2 separate regions of the Homo sapiens genome follow, and region 2 is linked to region 1. Evidence: read pairs that join two places in POLR2A ChIA-PET (ENCODE). Cell type or tissue: A673. All regions are shown on one strand. Each heading gives the region's core, and the rest is flanking DNA. Links, peaks and the distances in the headings are about the cores only.

Region 1 (7,923 bases), core at 3,924-7,923:
CCATGTTTTTTTCACGCTCTGGTAAGGTAGCATCCTTCCCTCCAGGGTCTCCAAGCCCTGAAGTAACCTTCCTCCAAGGGCCACCGCGGAAGAGATGTGCAGTGTTACAGCACCATCTAGTGCTAAAAATAGTACAGTGCAGCCATAGCATCCCTGCTGCTCCAGTCACAGCTCCTGGGGGTGTAATTAATAATTTAGCAACCTGTCAAGATTTAACAAGTTGACTCTAATTTCACGGTGTGACAAGCCAGTCTGGTTTACCAAGGAAGAGGCATTGGAGTCAGATGAATCCCTTGTCTGCCCTTACCAATGTGTCTTGCTCTGTCTCTGACAGTCCAAACCTTATTTTCCTCATAGTTAAAATGGGACTAATACTGTATTCAACATTGTTATAATGTACCTGGATAAGTCCTGGGATGATAGAAAGTCCCAATAAGCATGTATTGCTTCTCATCCTCCTCCTTACCCTCTTGTATACAGAGGATTTCCATGACAACCTGGAGCCGTTAAAATGGAAGGGACTCTCCTCCATGAGGTGTGATGTTCATCCAAAGAGCCGGACAAACTATAAAACCCTGAGGCCACTCCATGGTTAGGAGCCGGGACTCGGAATCTGAATTGGCTTATTTTGAATACCAGCTCTGATGGTTGCTGGTTTTTCCATCTGTAAAATGGCGATGGTAGTGATGATGCCTGTCTCCTAAGGCTGTTGTGAGGATTAAATAAATTAATACCTACAAAGCACTTAGAAGGCAATAATGTCGTAAGTGTGAGCTATCATTAATAACATTTCTTAGCAATCTGGACCCAAAAAAGGCAGGAGGTGGGGGAAGGCTCAGAGCCACCATTTATTTGATTTATAAAAGAAAATGTTCCACTTCTTGTCCTTTTGAATAGTACTCTACCTCTCATGTTTTCCCCTAAACACACACACACATACGCACACAATCTTCAAATATTTAGAGTCTGGCTCCTCTTCGACCAACTCCAAGTCTCAGTTAGCTTCCTGGGCCATCTCCAAGGTGAGGCAGGGCCACAGGCAGCCCATCTGAGCCTCACAGACAGCCCAAATACCTCAGCCATCGGTATAGTACTGGTAAAGCAAGCCCTTTATCATTATGAAATATCCTTCATACTCTGGTAATACCTGAAAGTTCACTTCGTGTACTAAATACACCAGCTTCCTTTTGGTTAATACTTGCATGATAGTCCTTTTTCCATCCTTTTACTTTCCATCTTTCTGTATCCTTGTTTAAGGTATGTTGTTTTTAAGTCTCAGAGAATTATATTTGTTCTTTATCCAGGGTGATAATAATATTGCCTTTGAATTGGAATATTTAGTCCACATATGCTTGATGTAGAGATTGATGCATGTGGGTGTTTGTTTTCTATTTGTTCCCATCTGTTCTATGCGCCTTTTTTTCTTTTTGCCTTCCTTTGGATTATTTTATTTCATATTCTCCTTCTGTTATCTTGTTAGTTTTACATACTCTTATTCTTTTACAAAATACCGTAGAAACTGAAACATGTACCCCTGATTTATTAATTTCTAATATAAATCAGTGCCTCCACCATTTTCACTTTCAAGACAATTCAAGGACTTCAGAATACTTTAATTCCATTTACCCAGGGGTCCACAGTCCCCAGGCTGTGAACCAGTACTGGTCAGTGGCCTGTCAGGAACTGGGCTGCACAGCAAGAGATGGGTGGCAAGCCAGCAAGCATTACCGCCTGAGCTCCACCTCCTGTCAGACCAACAGCAGCATTAGATTCTCATAGGAGCGCTAACCCTATTGTGAACTGTGCATGTGAGGGATCTAGGTTGTGCACTCCTTATGAGAATCTAATGCCTGATGATTTAAGGTGGGACAGTGTCATCCCAACACCATGCTCCCAATCCCTCCACCCCTCCACCCACTGTCTGGGAAAAAATTATCTTCCACAAAACTGGTCTCTGGTGCCAGAAATGTTGGGGACCCCTACATTTACCTCCCTCCACACTTAACGTGCTTCTCTTGGTGATGTATTTTAGTTCTTTATATATTTAAGACCCCAGAAAGTAAAAAGTTGTTTCACACATTCAATATTTATTTAGTTTTATACACATACTTACCCTTTCCATTGCCTTTCAATGCCTTTCTGCACCTCCAGCTGTGGTCAGTGATCATTTTCCTTCTGCTCCAACAACACCCTTTAGTACTTTCCTTTCATACTTTTGGTACTTTTCATTGGTGGCAAATTCTATTTTCCTTTGTCTGGACGTGTCTTTGGAAGGATATTTTTGCCTCATAGTCTTCTAGGTTGACTATTATTTTCTTGAAGCTCTTTGAAAACACCATTCCATTTTCCACTATCATTACTTCTGCTGAAAATTCCCTCTCAAGGCTTGCTGTTGCTCCTTTGAAAGTAATATATATTTTTCCTCTGGCTACTTTTAAAATTAGTCTTTGTTTTCCAGTAGTTTTACTATGAAGTAATTAAGTATAACTTTCATTGTAACTTATCCTGCTTAGAGGTCAACAGCATTTCTTATTTATGTGGCTTAATGTCTTTCATTAATTTGGGAACAACCTTAACCATTAACTCTTCGAATAGTTGTCTTCCTATTTACCCCCAGCACCAGTCTGGATATTTTCTTATCTTTCATTTCATTACCTATCTCTTAAGTTGTGTCTATCAGAGCCATCTACTGATTTCTTAAATTGTTATATTATTTTTCAATTCTAGAATTTTAAACATAGTGTCCAGTTCTCTCCTGAAGTTGTTCCATTTGGTCATTTAATTCATGAACATTTTAATCATAGTTATTGTAAGACACCGGTCAGATAATGTTAACTACGTGAATTTCCTGGAGGTCTGTTTCTATTGTTCACTTTCTCATTGTTGGTCGAATCTTGTGTTTTTGCATTCCTATTTCTTAAGCAGACTTTGAAAACAATTAATAGAGAAAATTTGAGAAATTAGACCATGTCCTCCTTCAGAGGGGCTTTGTTTTTGCTTCTGGCTATCCACTAGATCTGAGGCTGGGCTTCAGTCCTTGTGAGGACAGGCCCATAACCAATTCACCTTTAATCAAAGAGTAGCTCTTTGGGGTCCCACGAGAAAGTCTGGGGTGTTTTCCAGGGCTGCTTCTACTTGGACCCCAACTCTAATTTTTGGTCTGCATTAGTCTTCTACAAATTCTGTTCAGTTTCTCAGCCCCTGCCCTTGAATTAGCAAGTCCCTTGAGGGGGAAACGAACAGTATCAAATGTAGGTCTCTCGAATATTAGCCCTTGCTTTCTCAACAGCCCTCTGATCCCTGAATAGGTATGTATATTCTGGCTTTTGTCCTTTCCTCAGCAGAAGAGTTGGTGCAAAACAAGCTAATCTCCCTTTGCTCAAGGCTGAACTCTCCACATTCCTTATTTGCATAATTAATTAATCTTGGAGTCCATGGTCTAGAGTAGAATAGACTTGGGTTCAAGTCTCCATTGTGTTACTTACTAGCTGTGTGTTTTCAGGTGAGCTATTTAACTTCTTAAAGTCTTAGTGTCCCATCTGGAGAATGGAAGCAACAATGGTACCTACCTTGAGTTATTTTAAGGATTTTTTAAGATGCAGGCATAGCATTTAGCACAGAGCCAGGAATACAGCAAATATTTAAACATAAATAACATCAAGCATTAAAGCATTCCAAGTAACAGTTGTTATCATTATGTAATGGAAAGGATGGCACAACAGCAGCCTGTCTCCCATGCACCCCCTGTGAAAGAGTAACTACCTGGGGGAAGATCCTATACAGGTCTAAGTTTTTCCCCCTTGCTCATCCTATGGCTTTGGAACACTTGGATGAAACAGCTTACTGCACCACATCAAATGGTTTGTGCAGGTGTTGGTATGCTCTTTTTGGAAAGCAGATCAATTGGAGGAAGGGTCAGAATTTAGCAGTAGGATCAAAAAAGTAAGCTTTGGCAACAAGACCCATGAAACTGGTCCCCTACACTATGGCCTCCAGGGTTTATCCCCAAAGTGTAATGGGAGGACAGGTGCAACCACTGGGGTTTGCTCTGGAAAGAGGAGACAGGTCTTTTGCTGTCCTGCCCGTATCAGGGTTGAGACTTCATTGTGCTTGGGAAAGGTTTTCCACTTACTAAGAATTCTGGACAGTAAAGGGGCCCTAGAGGCTTTGACACAGGAACCCTGAGTAATTATTCTCTGCTCTCTTGTAAGAAAAACATTTCTTTCGAATATTCCATAATTTTTAATAAAAGGCTTGCATTGTTCACAACACATTCAAGAAGTATTATCATTGATTTTGCTTTTTGAAATGTTTAAATATTGAAACATCCAAAATACTAATGTGGATAAAATACAACAAACTTGCTTTGTACCCACCATGTGTTTGGTTTCTATCACTTTCCCAAGCTGCAGTTCCAATGTGCAATGCTAGCAATACCACCGGCAGAGGTGAGCCAGCTGGCCAAATTGGGCCTCCCAGGAATGATCTGGTAGATGAGAACACCACAAGCCAGAGCCTGGCAGTTTTGCACATCCAGCAACACCATTCCAGATACTGCAGGCCTCAGGGTCTGACGTACACTGGACTTCGAAAAAGCTGATGTATCACGTCATATTGTAGTCTTTTAACGGTGAGGCAAGGCCGGACGCAGTGGCTCACGCCTGTAATCCCAGCACTTTGGGAGGCCGAGGCAGGTGGATCAGGAGGTCAGGAGTTCAGGACCAGCCTGGCCAAAATGGTGAAACCCCATCTCTATTAAAAATACAAAAATTAGCTGGGCGTGTTGGCAGGCGCTTGTAATCCCAGCTACTTGGGAGGCTGAGGCAGAGGTTGCAGTGAGCCGAAATAGTGCCACTGCACTCCAGCCTGGGCGATAGAGTGAGACTCCGTCTCAAAACAAACAAGCAAACAACAACAACAAAAAAACACAGAGGCAAGAACTGCCACTGGGACTGTGTATTTGAAGCTCCAAATATGGCCTTTCCTGCCACTAATTTGAAAAGCCTAATTTCAATAGCGATGGTAGAAAGAGCCAAGGAAAATAGTTACAATACTGGTGAGCTGTGGCATCTAATTATGTCACCAAAGTATGATGTGAATGTCTCCAATTCTCCAGCCCTCCAGATCACCCTTTTCTTTTACCTATCTAACATAAATCTGACCCTCTCACTGTAGGTCTAGTCTTTATGGTAATGTATAATAATGTAAGAAGTCCTAGAAGTGTTTATATTCCAGAAACATATATCCTGGTTGTTACTAGTCACAATCTGGCCTTGAGACCAGTGTTTGGATTACCCCAGCCACCTAGGTACCATCTGGCCCCAGTATGGACACAGTCCCTCCCTGAATCATCCAAAACACAGCTCACATTGGGCTGTAGTTCTTGACAAAGACTTAATGAATGTGAGGCTAACAGAAGGGAATTAACAATGTAGGAAAAATAACAGTGGCTCACGCATTTCAGTGTTCTTAGAACCTGTGACATCCCTTCACAGGAGTTTATAACCAGGACCTTTCTCCTTAGGCCCCACCCTGCTGCTAGGAGGCAGGGACTTGCTCATTTCCTCCAGAGGGGTGTCCCCACAATGCTGCCCACCCCCAGTGAGATCTACAGCTCCAATTATCTTCTCTCCAACTTCCAACAGAAATGAAACTGATCAGTCTCACAATTAACTCTGCATCCTCTCCCCACCCTGTACCTGGCTTTAGGCTCTGACCCATGGGGCATTTCTGCCAGCTTTGATAGTTTATCTATTTAGCTCCCAGGTTAAAATCCAGACCTTTCTTCTGGATGCAATAATTACATCAGTCTTGAAATAAGCCATCCCTAATCATGGACCCAAACAGTGTTCAAATGTGGCCATAGCTCACTCTGCTGAACATCTGCTAATTCTGATTTTTTTCCTAGTAACCAACAATGCAATGAATATCTGGAAAGCTAAATCTCACACATGCATGACATCCTTTCAAACTTCTGCTGGCACTCATCCAGGACTGAACTAAATACCAGGTTCTCCCCAACTTCATCCCTTCTATATGGTGAGAGAAACAAGGAAATAAATGTAAACTGCAACAGTGTTAAAGGCAAAGTAATAAACTGTGCTTCCAGGGAAAAGCCTCCCAAAGAATTGGCAATTATGCTGAGATCTGATGAGTCATTAGTGCTAGTGAGGCAAAGAAGGAAGAAACTGTGTGTGTTTGCAGCAAAAAGAACAGCAATTTAAAAAGTCCGGGGCTGGAAGGTGCAGGAATTGGAAGAGCAGCCTAGCTAAACCAGGAATTAAGGAGGAGCTCAAACTGACAGGAGGCGAGAGCACAACCTTTCAGGATTTTGTAAGCCATGTTCATTAGTCTGATTTGTATTCTAGGAATAAGAGGATGACAGTGAATGATCTGTGCACATTTTGAAAATCTGATACTTGCTGGAAAGGCTATATTCTGTTTTACATTCCCCTACAGTTTCACCAACACTAAATATCATCTTAAGAATATGGTAGTTTTAACTACTGGATACTACCTTTTTTCATCTTTATTACCCATTTCCTATTGGAGTGCTTTTTTTTTTTTTTTACTGGATACAAATTATTTTTTACTGGAATGAATTTAAGACTTCATTTATTACCTTTTCTATCTTTTGTGCTCTAATTATTTGCCTTTAAATTACTTATGTCAAAACATTATATACTCAGCAATCTTTAAAGATTCTGCCATAAAAGTGTTCTCTCACTCCAATGTTATATATTCACCCACATTTTCTTAGTATTTCCACGATTTGATTGTTCATATTCAATCATGTCTTGAAATTTATAAATAGAAATCTAACTTTACTTTTCAAACGCTTAACTAAGCAGTCATCCCTGATAATGTCACTTTTATCATTGTAAGTAAACAAATCAGAAAATAATTTATTGATGTTTTCTTAATCTTCTACTGTTATCTAATCATATATAAATATATATAAATATATAAATTATATATATAAATATATAAATATATATAAATAAATTATATATATAAATATATATAAATATATAAATTATATAAAAATATATAAATTATATATATAAATTATATAAATATATAAATTATATATATAAATTATATAAATATATAAATTATATATATAAATTATATATAAATATATAAATTATATATATATATTATATATAAATTATATATAAAAATTATATATAAATATATAAATATATAAATTATATATAAATATATAAATATATAAATTATATATAAATATATAAATTATATAATATATAAATATATAAATTATATATAAATATATAAATATATAAATTATATATAAATATATATAAATTATATAATATATATTTATATATTTTTATATTTATATATATAATTGTATAATATATATTTATATATAATTATATATTTTTATATTTATATTTACATATAAATATATATAATTATATAATATATATTATATATTTATATTTATATGTAAATATATAAATATAATATATAATTATATATAATATATAAATTATATATAAATATATACAAATTATATATATAAATATATATTATAATTATATATAATTATATAAAAATATACAAATTTTTATATAATCATATATAAATCATATATATAATCATATATATATAATCATATATAAATCATATATATAATCATATATATATAATCATATATATATATTTTTTCCCCTGGGCCACTACCACATTCATAATTTTATAATGTATTTCATGTGATATAAAGTTCTCCCACACATATTTGTTTTATTTAGCTATCCCATAAGAAACTTACTGCCTTCTCATGATACATTAAATTGGCTTTCACAGGGATTTTTAAATAAACTAATGAGGTTTCAATCTAACTAGGAGATATCCATCTGGAATGGAAAGAGGTGTAAATGACCTTTAAGACTTCAG
Region 2 (7,923 bases), core at 1,585-5,584, 150 kb after region 1:
TCATTCTCACAAAGGTGAGAGGTATAGCAATTAAATAATTGAGTCATAAGATAGGATGAGACTACCAAGGGACTATTGAGAGTTAAAAGAGAGGACTGAACACTGAATCTTCAGAAAGCTTACATGTAACCGGCCTATTCTAAAGGGGGAGAAGAGGAATCCTGAAAGGAAACTACACAGAAGCAGTTCATGAGGGAGGAGGAGAGGAGAATGCAACATGAATTCCAGTGGAGATGAGGGTTCTAGTGAGAAAAGCGTGGTCCATGTTGTCAAATTCTGCTGAAACCAGAATTTCAGCAGAAGGTCTAAGAAGAGGATTTTGGCTTTTGAACTTTGCAGAGGCTGAAGGTGCTTAGGATTAAGTGGGGGAAGAAACCAAGATGGATGAAGTTTGTGGATGAAGAAGAAAAAGAGAGAGACAGAAATACAAAGAATGGAAATTAGACTCCAGGGAGAGTCTCCTTAGGGCAGGAGAGAAACGGTTTGCAGTTATTAAGGGGAGGACTCGAAGAAGAGATGATTGATAGAGCAAAGTCAAAGAGGACATGGGAAGGGAAGAGAGAAAAAGGGTAGATGAAAACACTGGCTTTAGAACAAAATCACAAAAATTCTTCTTCAGACACCGGGGGAAGATAAGTGAATAGGTAATAATTTGGACAAAATGATATTTATAAGTTATTCTTATCAGATGACCTCCAGCTTCTAGTAAATTAGGTGGCAAAAGAGGTTAGAGGTAGATGTAGAAATTTGGTAAGACTGCAGAGGAGTGAAACAACAGATAGAACTATTTTAAGAGTGAATGAATGAGAGATGAGAAAAGGAATGTCCAGTGTTGTTGAGTTCCAAGACAAACTGTACAATACAACTTTTAGAGCAGTCAGTCAGCCTGGTTATGGTATGTTCTCCAGAAATGTTCAGCTGCCAAGAAATGGGTAAAGAAGATACAGATGGTTTCCTTAACTAGGGCTGGAAATCAGCAGAACAGGTGTGACAGAAGAACAGTGAGATGAGTCATTAGAATGCTGGCGAGGGCAAAGTGAGAAAAGTTGTCCCAAGGACTCATGAGGTGCCTTATGATGTCCTGTGAAACCAGGAAGACTAGTGGATGGGGAAAAAGCAAAGGGACTGGATCTAGTGATGTGAAGAATGGGTCAGAAGGTATGAGGTTATAGGAGAGATAGAAAGATAGGTAGTGGTCAGAGGAAATTTTTCACGTTTGACAGTCTCAGATGTGGAGAAGTTGAGGGTGATGGTGAAAACTAAGGTATGTCTGGCTACACCAAAGAGGATCTGAGGCAGAATGAGATGAAAGTCACAAAGATCAAGTTAAGGAGCCAATAGTTCAGAAAGTTAGAAAGATTATCAACATGTATTTTGAATCTCCCAAAATACTGTGGTTGGTAGCTGAGACTTATTTAATATGATGAAAGCCACACATTAATATGATATTAAAATATGAGTCACTAGAAAAGTATCTGGAAGGGGGTCACTCAACCTTGCTCCTTCAACAAATATATATCAGGTAATATAATGGGCTTAACATGAAACTACATTCAACAAGCATGATATGATGGATATGTTTTTAAACAATGGTTTAATTAACGTTGAGTTTAGTTCCCACTGTCAGAGTACAACTTAGCACCTTGTGGATGACCTTGCACTAAAAGTAGAAAATACAAATCAGTTACCATGAAGAAGGAAAGAAAAGTAGAGAAGTTAAATCCAGTAATTAAGAAACATCACCATACATTTAAATGAATGGTTGGACCAAGTAAATAATAATAATGCTCAAGAAATTACCTGTATTCATCCTGAAACTGCTAATCATTCCCTAATGTTTTGCCCTAAGAGTATACATTTTCACACTCAAAGATTCTTTGTACAAACAGTCAATGGACCCAGAAATACAGGCTTTCTCACCAATTTGCCTTCTAGGTTGTCATAAGACTAGCTCGGTGGTGGCACATCTGGAGTCATCGAATGCAGGAACCACAACAAATGGGACTCACTGGTTCTTTGTACCACATATGGGAACACAGCCACAATTTTCTAAAGTTCTGAAAATAAATAAATTTTTTTTTAGAGACAAGTACAGTGACTCTATTATATACACTCATCAGGAGATTGTGCAGAGTTTGGGATGTTGTAATCATCTAACTCAAAGAGGAATTGTTAGCCAGATGTCGAAAAATACATGTAAATAGGCTCTGGGAGTACATGTTATCTCTAAATCTTCCCAAAGAATGTTGAACTAGTCCTAGAACATTTACTTACATATGCTTTTCAAACAATCTTTAGAGTAAACTGAGAAGCCCTCTTTTGCATTACTTTGGTTAGTCCAATATAGATAAAACATTGATAATTGTTGAAGCTGTGTGGTGGATATGAGAGTTTATCATACTCTTCTCTCTTCTTTTGTATATGTTTGAAATGTTTCATAATAAGAAGTAAAAAAACATAAAAGGAGAGAGGAGACAGTCTCCTTATGGGGCTTGTATAGCTGGTGGTAAATGAGACCCCTTTCTTTTCTTCTTCCTGTTGACACACTGTAACCTGTGAAAAGCTGCTTACTCAAGTTTCCTTTTCAACAGAACAAATTAGAATGCACTGAGCCTAAGTTATGGATGGCATAGCATCATTATTGTTCCTCATATTCCTTCATGCGTCATAAAATTCTTCCACGTGCTGTCATTTCATTTGCTCCCACAGAACTTCCGTACTCACACGCTTCTCCCAAATAGTTTTCCTCCCAACATCCATCCTGAATGCAACAGGTTTTAATCATTCATGAACCAATCTTTATGGAACACCTAGTAAGTGTCATTATTTTAACATTATTTTATAAATTCCATGCCTAATTATTTTTGCGTGACAAAAATATCATCTAACAGAAAGCATTTATTTCCTCAATAAACATCTATTAAGCACTTAATATCTGCAAAGTAGGTATCAAGGCCTTGGTTATAAAGCTTGCTGGAAACTTCTGCAAGGAAGCAAAAATGGTTGAAGATTAGTGAGGTGAGGGCCTGGGGCAGTGACTCACGCCTGTAATCCCAGCACTTTGGGAGGCAGAGCGGGGTGGATCACAAGGTCAGGAGATTGAGACCATCCTGGCTAACATGGTGAAAACCCATCTCTACTAAAAATACAAAAAAGTAGCCAGGCATGCTGGCACGCACTTGTAGTCCCAGCTACTTGGGAGGCTGAGGGAGGAGAATCGCTTGAACCCAGGAGGCGGAGGTTGCAGAGCATGCTACTGCACTCCAGCCCGGGTGACAGTGAGACTCTGTCTCAAAAAAAAAAAAAAAAAAAAATTAGTGAGGTGGCACTTCTAGTGAGTAAGTGAGAATATTTAAAAATGCAGATTCTCTTGCTGTTTTGGTTACTGTACCCTTGTAGTATAGTTTGAAGTCAGGTAGCACGATGCCTCCAGCTTTGTTCTTTTTGCTTAGGATTCTCTTGGCAATGTGGGCTCTTTTTTGGTTCCACATGAACTTTAAAGTAGTTTTTTCCAATTCTGTGAAGAAAGTCATTGGTAGCTTGATGGGGATGGCATTGAATCTATAACTTACCTTGGGCAGTATGGCCATTTTCACAATATTGATTTTTCCTGTCCATGAGCATGGAATGTTCTTCCATTTGTTGGTGTCCTCTTTTATTTCATTGAGCAGTGGTTTGTAGTTCTCCTTGAAGAGGTCCTTCACATCCCTTGTAAGTTGGATTCCTAGGTATTTTATTCTCTTTGAAGCAATTGTGTTTGGGAGTTCACTCAGGACTTGGCTGTTTGTCTGTTCTTGGTGTGTAGGAATGCTTGTGATTTTTGCACATCGATTTTATATCCTGAGACTTTGCTGAAGTTGCTTATCAGCTTAAGGAGATTTTGGGCTAAGACAATGGGGTTTTCTAAACATACAATCATGTCATCTGCAAACAGGGACAATTTGACTTCCTCATTTCCTAATTGAATACCCTTTATTTCTTTCTCCTGCCTGATTGCCCTGCCAGAACTTCCAACATTATGTTGAATAGGAGTGGTGAAAGAGGGCATCCCTGTCTTGTGCCAGTTTTCCAAGGGAATGCTTCCAGTTTTTGCCCATTCAGTATGATATTGGCTGTGGGTTTGTCATAAATAGCTCTTATTATTTTGAGATTAGAATGGCAATCATTAAAAAGTCAGGAAACAACAGGTGCTGGAGAGGATGTGGAGAAATAGGAACACTTTTACACTGTTGGTGAGAGTGTAAACTAGTTCAACCATTGTGGAAGACAGTGTGGCGATTCCTCAAGGATCTATAACTAGAAGTACCATTTGACCCAGTGATCCCATTACTGGGTATATACCCAAAGGATTATAAATCATGCTACTATAAAGACACATGCACATGTATGTTTATTGCGGCACCATTCACAATAACAAAGACTTGGACCCAACCCAAATGTCCATCAATGATAAGACTGGATTAAGAAAAGATGATACATATACACCATGGAATACTATGCAGCCATAAAAAAGGATGAGTTCATGTCCTTTGTAGGGACATAGATGAAGCTGGAAACCATCATTCTGAGCAAACTATCACAAGGACAGAAAACCAAACACCGCATGTTCTCACTCATAGGTGGGAATTGAACAATGAGAACACTTGGACACAGGGTGGGGCACATCACATACTGGAGCCTGTCGTGGGGTGGGGGGAGGTGGGGAGGGATAGCATTAGGAGAAATACCTCATGTAAATGATGAGTTAATGGGTGCAGCACACCAACATGGCACATATATACATATGTAACAAACCTGCATGTTGCACACATGTACCCTAGAACTTAAAGCATAATAAAAAAAATTTCATTTTGTGAGGAATACTACAAATTGGGTTCAGTGTATACTGCTTGGGTGATGGGTGCACCAAAATCTCACAAATCACCACTAAAGAACTTACCATGTAACCAAATACCATCTGTTCCCCCAAAAAGCTATGGAAATAAAAACAAAATTTTTTAAATGCAGATTCCCAGGCCCTGCCAACAGAGGGATTTAAATTTGAGGTAGTCCCAGAAAAGGCTGAGAACCACTGGTCTAAGTCATTAAGTCTAAGGTGCCCAAGAGACTCTAGTCTGACTTAAGCTGGCCTTCAACTTGGAGTGTAGTTGGCAGGTGTAAGCAGGCAGGATATTTGTCTGAAGCTGCATCCTGGTGCCGGAAGGAATCTGAAAACAGGGTCCAAATCTAGAGAGAGAATTCAGCAGGATTTAGGCAAGGGGTCAGAACTCAGAGCTGCCAGGGTTTAGGTTCAAGGCTGGGCTTTGGTTCCGGTGGAGTGCTAAGCAAGGATCCTGAAAAGATCTACTGTATATTTTGTCCCAGTTGTGTAGCAGGCACTGTGTGAAGCTCTTACTCACGTCATCTCATTGATTCTTTATAATTAGCCCTGTGAGACAGGTTGATTTGCCCAAAGTCAGACAGCCAGTAAGTGGCTGAGTTGTGATTTGAGCTTAACTCTATTCTAACTGCAAAGCCCCTCTCTTTCTGCCCCTCCATGGTGCCTACAAGGACTGGGGCAAAGGGTCATCAGGCTCGCCCAGGGCAATAGCTAGGGAGACCATTGGAGTATAAGGGGTTCTGCTCATGTAAGGCTTCAGGCATCTGGCTATTTCCACACTCCCCTCACTAGTAGGTGAAATAAACTCCCAGTGACTGATAGGTTCTCTTGATTTCCAGCATTATGTCTCAGGCAACATAGGGAAATTGGCAGGTTTCTCTTTGTGCCCACAGCCTTCCTGATTATATCTGTTTCTTTTCCAGTCCCTTAGGAGGGGACTACCAGCCTCATGCTCTTCATCTCCATTCCCATTCAGGAATACATGTCTGAAGACAGATGAAAACATTGTACTTTTGGGACCTATTGCGTTTGAACAAAGATGAGGTACTTACAAGAATAAAAGTGATATCAAGAGCTGGAGATAGGAAAGATTTGGAAGATAAACCGAATTCCCAGAAATCACACTTGTAGATAGGCTGTAGCACATTCAAACTGCTCCTATTGCTATCTGAAGGAAATGATAAGATTTTGGGAGATGAGCTGATCAAGAGTTCTGCTGCTTCAGAGATTCTCTAGAAGTACTTTTCATACCACTGTACAGGCCTATGTATACAAAGTCCTCATTTTTCACAGGGAACAATAAGTATGTGTACGCTTCTCACAAAGACAGTCATCAGTGGTCACAACCCATCAAAGCCTCTTTCTTTTGATAACTGAAGTGATAGACCCAGTCACTGCTTTATTAGTATTCCAAATACCAGCACCACCCTACCCTACAATAAACAGAGTCAACAAGAGTGGCTCTCCTGGTACTCTTCACCTCACCAACACTGAGAGCTCAAGACCACGGAATTTTCTTCTACTTATCAGTGTATCACTTGTGAGTCCAAAATTGTCCTAGCAAATACTTCTGACTAATGGCTACCAGACACATTAATATATATTTTAAAATTTACAGGTGGTAGTTTATTTGCTGAGGAAATACAGTAATGAACTTTGAATGACATTATAAGATAATGTCAAACTGGATGACAACTTTTCTTTCTTTTTATAAATGGAGTCTCACTCTGTCACCCAGGCTGGAGTGCAGTGGCATGATCTCAGCTCACTGCAACCTCTGCCTCCCGGGTTCAAGTGATTCTCCTGCCTCCCAAGTAGCTGGGATTACAGGTGCCCGCCACTGCGCCTGGCTAACTTTTGTATTTTTAGTAGAGACGGGGTTTCACCATCTTGACCAGGCAGATGTCGAACTTCTGACCTCGAGATCCGCCTGCCTTGGTCTCCCAAAGTGCTGGAATTACAGGCGTGAGCCATGGCACCTGGCCACGATATAATTTTTAAACATGAGTTCAGACTATATACAGTTTTCTACAACTTGAGGTTTTTGACTTACCATGGACATCTTTTCAGGCCTAGTGTTCTATTTATATGATTGAACTGCAATTTATGATACAACTGTCCTATTAATGGACAATTAGGTTATTTACTATTTTTGCTGTTTCAATCAGTGCTATAGTGAGCATCCTTATATAAATACCTTTTGACACCGGGCATGGTGGCTCATGCCTGTAATCCCAGCACTTTGGGAGGCAGAGGAGGCGGAGTGGTCAGGAGTTTGAGATCAGCCTGGGCAACATGGCGACAACCCCATCTCTACTAAAAAAAAAAAAAAATACAAGAATTAGCTGGGCGCAGTGGCGGGTGCCTGTAATCCCAGCTACTTGGGAGGCTGAGGCAGAAGAATTGCTTGAATCCAGGAGCGGAGGTTGCATGAGCCAAGATCATGCCATTGTACTGTAGCCTGGGCAACAGAGCAAGGCTCCATCTCAAACAAAACAAAACAAAACAAAAAATCTTTTGATATATGTACTGGTTATTTTTCTAGGACAAACATCTAAAACAGGAATTGCCGAGTCAAATGGTATACATATTAACTAGACTTTGGTAGCTTGCAGGGAGAATGGTATGGGATGAACTACATCCCTCAAAAATTTATATGTTGAAGTCCTAACCCCTAGTCCTCAAAATGGAACTGTATTTGTAGAGGTAAGGCCTTTGAAAGGTAAGTTAAAATGAAGCTGTTAGGGTGCGCCCCAGTCCAATCTGACTGGTATCTTAATAAGAAGGAATTTGGACACATGAAGAGAAACCACAGAGGTACACACACAGTGGGAAGACCACGTGAGGACACAGTGAGAAGGTGGCCATCTGCAAGCTAAGGAGAGGGGCCTCAGGAGAAATTTAATTTGCTAACACCTTGATCTTGGAATTTTAGCCTCCAGAACTGTGAGAAAATTAATTTCTGGCATTTAAGTCACCCAGTTTGTGGTATTTTGTTATGGCAGTCTGAAAAGACTAATAGAGGAATCACTCTAAAAGCCTGG

The links. Peaks named below come from ENCODE experiments on the same cell type or tissue, not always from the same donor. Only the 100,000 strongest peaks of a DNase experiment are listed, where the experiment ranks them.
Region 2: POLR2A ChIA-PET joins it to region 1 with 11 read pairs; 2 of 35 experiments call an interaction of 5 or more read pairs at or near these places.

Annotation. Positions count from the first base shown.
Region 1 is chr7:35,624,652-35,632,574 of GRCh38, forward strand. LOC101928421 (a long non-coding RNA gene) reads right to left here and starts at 6,974. Exons shown (of 5, transcript XR_007060285.1): 1 at 1-6,974. In A673, for the core only: no CTCF peak of the experiment used is centred there; a DNase peak (open chromatin) is centred at 6,060.
Region 2 is chr7:35,779,289-35,787,211 of GRCh38, forward strand. It overlaps SEPTIN7-DT (SEPTIN7 divergent transcript), which reads right to left. Exons shown (of 5, transcript NR_120512.1): 3 at 1,921-2,057. Among named protein-coding and RNA genes, the nearest start is that of SEPTIN7-DT, 17 kb to the right of the region's middle. In A673, for the core only: no CTCF peak of the experiment used is centred there; no DNase peak of the experiment used is centred there.